Linked DNA regions of Mus musculus: region 1 is linked to region 2. A link is a contact called in ENCODE Hi-C or POLR2A ChIA-PET data. All regions are on one chromosome and are shown on one strand. The core of a region is the stretch at or near the end of the contact, and the rest is flanking DNA. Distances in the headings are between cores, read along the strand shown.

The links. A loop is a pair of places that touch in the nucleus more often than their neighbours do. ChIA-PET counts read pairs that join two places held with the same protein, here RNA polymerase II (POLR2A).
Region 1: POLR2A ChIA-PET joins it to region 2 with 11 read pairs in Patski. The contact joins the enhancer-like site here to the promoter of Serpinh1 in region 2. A Hi-C loop is called at or near these places in 1 of 37 maps with a recorded cell type or tissue (T-helper 2 cell). POLR2A ChIA-PET finds 5 or more read pairs at or near these places in 2 of 5 experiments (Patski and embryonic stem cell).

What each region holds. Positions count from the first base shown.
Region 1 is chr7:99,439,838-99,443,016 of GRCm38, reverse strand. It overlaps Gdpd5 (glycerophosphodiester phosphodiesterase domain containing 5), which reads right to left. Exons shown (of 18, transcript NM_201352.3): 6 at 1,752-1,845; 7 at 1,070-1,129. Among named protein-coding and RNA genes, the nearest start is that of Klhl35, 25 kb to the left of the region's middle. Within about 2 kb of position 1,261, at least 1 of the 3 ENCODE cell types and tissues checked has a DNase peak (open chromatin) inside an H3K27ac peak, as active enhancers do.
Region 2 is chr7:99,351,725-99,354,952 of GRCm38, reverse strand. It overlaps Serpinh1 (serine (or cysteine) peptidase inhibitor, clade H, member 1), which reads left to right and starts at 1,714. Exons shown (of 5, transcript NM_001111044.1): 1 at 1,714-1,900.

The DNA of each region.
Region 1 (3,179 bases), core at 12-2,511, 89 kb before region 2:
ATGACTCCTCCCCACTCCACTACCACAGCCCCTGGAGCCCCCACCTTCCCATCTCCACCCCTCAGAGCTCCTCATAGGGGATGGCTCTATTTTGGCCAGGACTAGCCCAGGCCTATGACCCTGATCAAGCATAGCAGGTATCAACAACCTATACTCAGCATAGGTGTGTGTGTGTGTTTGTGTGTGTGTGTGTGTATGTGTGTGTGTCAGAGACAGAGAGGGACAGAGAGAGGCAGAGAGAGACAGAGGGGAGGGAAAGGAAGAGGGAGAGGGAGAGAGAGAGGGAAAGGGAGAGAGAGAGAGGGAGAGAGAAGGTTTGGACCAGTTAGTCTGGAATGAACACTGGGGACAGCAGAAGAAGCCACCAGTGCCAGTTTAGTCTTCAAGGGTCACCAAATTAGAGTGGGTTGGGATCAGGCACCTGATGGAATTGATAACACAAATGTTGTAAAATGTATCTGGGAGGGGAGGCTGCCGGAGCTGAGGAGAACCCCTGCCTTGGGATACAGGCTGCAAAGAGAGGGTTCAAATACAGAAAAGGGCTCAAAGAGAGAGAACAAATGAAGGCCAGAGCAAGGGGGTAAAAGCCAAGGAAGGGTGGGCATGCCAAGGGTAGGAATGATGTCTCCCACAGTAGAAGCTGAGGTGACTGTCCCATGGTGGTAGCAGAGAGTCATCAGGACCAGACTGGGACAGTCTGGGCTATCCCAGACACCATCACCAGAACTCAGGGATACAGTAGAGAAGGCGGAGCGAAGGCAGAGCGGGTGCTGTTGAGTGCCTGGCCGCAGGGCAGAACACTAGGCCTCCCATTCACCCTGTGAGACCTTACACATGTTGTCTAACCTCTGGGTTTTGCCCCTGCAGCGCAGGATGGTGGCCATGCGTACTCTGCAGGGCTGTAAGGGTTAAGGGAGTGAATGCAAACTGGGCAGGCCGTGCCTGGCCCAGTAAGAGTTCAGTGGAATAGCAGAGCAGATACAGAGGCGAGCCAGGGGGAGGGACCACCCAGGCTACCCTGTGCTTCCAGGCCTCTGTTCCCCTCCCCCTTAGAGCAGCCTTCCATTACCTTGTGTATCCAGTGCAGGTTCAACTGCTGCCCCACAGCGATGTGACATAGTGCCAGGACCTGAAGAGAGGCCCAGGGGGCCAGTCAAGCCACCACGTGTGCCTAGAAAGCTTGCCAGCTCTCCAAACACCCTGCCCCACACTCCTGCCCTTGGTGTGACCCTAGGCAGGCAACACACCCTCCCCACAGGCACCAGGAATGCCCGGGCCAGCCCTGTCCAGGCCTGGCTTCCTTCCAGATTACTCCAGGCCTCAAGCCTCCTCCTTTGGGAATTCCCCTGTGAAAGGTCCCTGGGTTCGGCTGCAGGAAGACTGCCCTGCATAACACTTCAGCTTGTTGGGAGATTCAGAGGCAGATCTGAGCCCTGCCCCCAAGGAGCTGCCAGTGCTGAGTGTGCTCAACCCGAGTCTCTCAGTGTGGAGGGCACTGTGGGTAGGCAGCCCAAGCAGTTTCTGGAAGACGTCTGTAGTAGATGCTGAAAGCCAGAATGGCTCCTCTGCCTGGATGGCAGGGAGGGGCTTTCAGAGGGACAGCCGAAGGAGACTAGGAAAATGAGACCTCCTCCTGCCAAGCAACACCGAAGGAGTCCGGGTGGACAATAGCCCTATACCCCTGTAGACCGCCAAGCCTGCTCCTCCTGGGAGCAGAGCCACCAAGGGACCCTCCCCCAACCCCTCCATACCAGGAGGCCTGCGATGTATGTGAAAGCAGCAGCCGAGGTCACCAGGATGGGCACGGACCAGTCGCTCCAGTAGCCCATGCGGTTGTAGAGGTACCTGGTGGGAGAAGGACAGAAGTCAGACAGACCTCCACTGAGCCATGGCCCAGCCAAGGATCTAGGACAGTCTCAGCTCTCAGGAAGCTGCAGTCGGAGAACCACAAACGGGCCCTTCCCGCCCTCTATCGGCAATCAGTGTTTCCTTTATTGACAGTCATGCCTACTTCTGGTGGGCACTCAGAAAGCAAGAAGCAGAATCGGCCAGAGTCACCATTCTGAAGGCCACTACACTTCCTTCCCATGGGCCCCTGCACTGCACCTTTATTCGCGCATGAACAGCGGATCCGGGATAACCACCCCAGGGCTGTTCCACACACCTGTGCCCGCCACCCTCAGGAGCATGGCCAGCACAACCCTGAGGGATGAACACACTCTGAGATCTAATCCCCACACTGCCTCTTGCTGGCTCTTAGGACCTTGTGGCAATGACAGGTGTTACAGAGCCCAAGATGCCCTTGACTGTGCCATTCACCTCAAGTTCAATGGCAAAACGTGAAAATGTGGAGCCTTAGAGGTGGAGATCTGTACCACTCCAGTTTGCTCACCTGGAGGATGGAGATGGTGGAACGCCCATCATAGGGCTTCAGGGAGTGAAGGGAGGGAGGCTTGTGGCAAGGACATAACAAACTCTTCCTAACATGAGCATTCACTGAAACCAGAAAAAGTGCTGAGAAAATGTGATTTAAAAAAAAAAAAAACCAAAAAAACCAGCACGTGGTCTTCTTGAACTCATGGGCTGAATATAGGCAGCTTCCCATTAATGAAACTTCCTAGTTTGCATTGATTCGCTGTATAAGCTAACACAGAGATGAGAAAATGGCCACATCTCTTTGAATTTCTTTTTTTTTTTTTTTTTTGGTTTTTCTTTTGGTTTTTCGAGACAGGGTTTCTCTGTGTAGCCCTGGCTGTCCTGGAATTCACTATGTAGACCAGGTTGGCCTCGAACTCAGAAATCCGCCTGCCTCTGCCTCCCGAGTGCTGGGATTAAAGGCGTGCGCCACCACGCCCGGTTTCTCTTTGAATTTCTATTTCCTTGATTGTGTTGCTATAAACAGAATGACAGGGCAGAGGGAGCAAACTTCTCCCCAGTCCTGGAGGCTGCAGCTTAGCTACAGAAAGACAGCTCACTCACTCTCACTCAACCTCCTTGTGTTAGTGAGGAGAGAGAGGCTCGGACAGCGAATGCACTCACTTGGTGTATTGCAGAATCTGAGCCACTGCCAGGACCCTGCTTGTAGCTGGGAGGTGACATCGGGAAGACTCCACTCCACGGGGCATCTTCCTCCCCTATCCCTTCCCAGAGCCTTGCTCTGAGTCTGTGGGGAGCCTGCT
Region 2 (3,228 bases), core at 465-2,964:
ACAAAGTTTGCTCAAGATCAGATCTGTTCTACAAAACAATAGCGGCTGCCAGGTCACTGTTCTTAGAGAGAGGCAGGCCCTTGCCTTTGGGGGACATTCATAAGGATACTAAGTTTGCAGATAGGGACGAAGTCCTAAGCGTTTACCTTAGGTTTACCTTGACCCAGTGTCTCCAGCATCCTGGGCCATCAGGCATGTGACGCTAGGCCTGGTACCATGATTTTTTTTTTCTTCTTCTCAAGACCTTTGACTCTGAGATCCTACCAAGCTAAGATTCCTTCACGAAGTTCAAAGACGTTGTGGGGCTTCTGAATGATATTATCATCTGTGGCAGTCACTTGCAAATCCGTATACTCTCTGATCCTTTGATTGGGGTCTAAGTCTATTAGGATCTAATATTTCCCTCAGCCCGAAGTGGGGAAGGCTGGGGGTCCATTCCCTCCCCCACTGTTCTCTATAACTGCAGAGAACTCATCTTTTGGGATGCTGAGTGCAAGGATACATCTGTTCCACAGGCTCTGCATCTGGGAGAAAGAAAATACTTATGAGTCTGTTGATTGAATGTGAGTGAATGCATACAGGGTCTCTCTGGGGCTGGGGCTGGGGCTCAGTGGCAGGATGCTTTCTTTCCTGGTTTTCCTGAGGATCTGGGTTCCAGCCCCAGTGCACTGAAAAGAGGGGGAAAAGCCTCTCACTCCACCTCCTCTCTAGTGATGTCCATCTGTTGTCTGTCATTCCACTATCAGAAGATAGGAGGATCCTAAAACAACAGGCCTCACCTACTGAATTCCCCACTAGCTGCACACACCCCTCACAAAGGAGGTCCTGAAGGCAGGGACTTTGCCCAGTTGTGCAGATTTGTGCATGACACTAGAATAGTAAAGAATACTATCAGTTAACTCAGGGCTCAAGAAGCTATCTCAGTGTAAGAGGTGGGGTGGGGCGGGAGAGCCTGAGATAGTGAGACCCTGAGCCCCAAGAGGCAATGGAGATAGGGAGGGAGGGAAGGAGATAGCAGGGATGACCCATTTGAGACGGAGAAAGGGGCAGTTAGGACTTAACATCAACCAAGGGTACTGGCCCAGAAGGAAAGTCACACAATGCTGTATTTAATTCATCCAGGATGTTCCCTGCTGTATACTACTTCATGTCCAGTGGAACCACCTAGGTGTCTGTCTGAAATCAGTTCAAGACTTGGTTGCCAGGGTGAGGGTCCAGCTAGAATTCTCAGGGCCTCTCCTCCCCAGGGATGTTTCAAGGGTGAACCCTGGTTTGGAGAGGGACCCCTGCCTCTGACTTTTTCCTAAGGCAAAGGAGAGGGCCCCTGACTAAGGAGTAGCATCAGGGGTCCCTGATTAAAGCTTGATAACAGTAGGCAATGGATCTACTGGGGCAGAGCAGGGTCATGTGGGGCAGAAGGGATATGTGATCAGAGCAGGCTTGTGTGGGCAACCCCGAGAAGACGACAACTCCAGTCCCCGAGCGCAGGACTTTGGAGCCTGTCTGCCTTCAGTTCACTCTCGAGTCTAAACCCTGCTTTTCCACGTCCAGGACCGCGGAATCCCAAGAATGCCCTGGCTCCCAAGGTCTAGCTGGTGCGGGAGGAGAGTCCCCTCTACCTAGTAGGGCGAGGGGGCAGTAGGACCCAGGGGCTGGGAGAGAGCCCGCAGGCACAGGGGCGGGAGCCAGGGTGGTTTGGGGGAGGTCTTTGGCTTTTTTTCTCCTCTCCGAGCCACGGCGCCCTCCGGAAGCGTTTCCAACTTTCCAGAAGTTTCTTGGGACAGGCAGGAGGGGGTGGGGCCAGCCATATATAGATCCAGGGCCCGGGGCAGTGAGCTGAGCAGAGCCTGTCTGAGGAGCGATTGCCCTGTCGGTCCCGGAGCAGCCCAGCCCGGCCCAGGTGAGGGGCGGGAGCGGCCGGGCGATTTGGGGTTGCGCATTGGCCAAGGGGGAACGGATCGCTCCAAAGCTTGGGGTCCTGACACAGGTGGGCAGTGAAAGATCGGACTTGGAACTGTCACTTGCCTGGGTTCCCTGGAGCTGCGGTCTAGTACGCGGACTGCCTGGTAAAGTACGGAGAAGTCTCAGCTCGGGGAAGGTTAAAGGTGGTGAGAGGGAATGCGTAGAGCTGGGACTAAATGCTGGTGACCTTCTGCACAACTGAGAGGGGAGGGGAAAGACCTGACTGTCCCATCGTCCACGGGGAAGGGCCAGCTCTGCAGTCCCTAACTCAGGAGTGGAGGCCCAGGGACCCGCAGTGATTGATCCCAGACCAACCTCCCCACAGGCTGTGTAGGGGCCTCTGAACCTAGCACAAGAGGTGTAGACTTGGTGTCTCATCTCTAGCTGTTAAGGACCCCCTTGCTTTGGGGAGCAGTCGCTTTTTAATCAGTATCCTATGTGGAAGGTGGCCGGACTTGACCAATTAGTTCTGCTTTCACCTCACCCGAAAGGGGTGTCGTCAGGGTCCACAGGCCCTGGGTGACTTGAGTCACCCTGGTCCTTCCGTCCACCCATCTGGTTCCTGCAGGGCGAGGACTTCCTCTGAGGCTTTGAGGTATCCTGCCTCCAGCTTGGGGGACATTCCTGAGCCTCCAGACGAAAGGAAGAAGGCATCCATTCCCTGTATGGTCTAACGGCCTAGCTATCAACTTCCTGTGCTTCCTTCTGGGCCCTTTGGCATCCAGGGCACGCATGGAGGCCCTTGGAAAACTGGGGGCTTTGGTTGCCTGGAAGTAAGGCCGAGGCCACACCCTACTCTCTGATAGTTCTGTACCCATCCCCCATTTCCGTCTGGTCCTTTGTCTCTCTCCGAGGATTCCCTGCCGAGGTGTTTTTGTAGTGGGTTGCTGTGTAACAGGACTCCACAGTGGTCGGCCTGGGAGCTTTGCTGAAGGCAGAGCCCCCGGGAGAAAGCCTGACCTGCTTGAGCCGAAGAGGCCCAAGCTGGGCCCTGGTTTCTGCCTCTGCAAAAGAGGTCATCCACCTCCTTACTCCGGGTACCCACTGGGGACTGGGCCCGACCGGCCTCTGCTCCCCACGTCTCTAGGGGTTCCCATTTCTTCACTCTTCTGTTTTCTTTCAGAATGAAAAAGGCAGGCAATGATCTCCCTCTGAGGCCCTTTCAAGGTACTTTAGACCCACCAAGTGTCTGAGAAACCCCCTGGTGCTCCTCCCTGCCTCCTGGCATCTGCTCCCCTTACAGGCTTCCCATCACAGGCTCCCTGG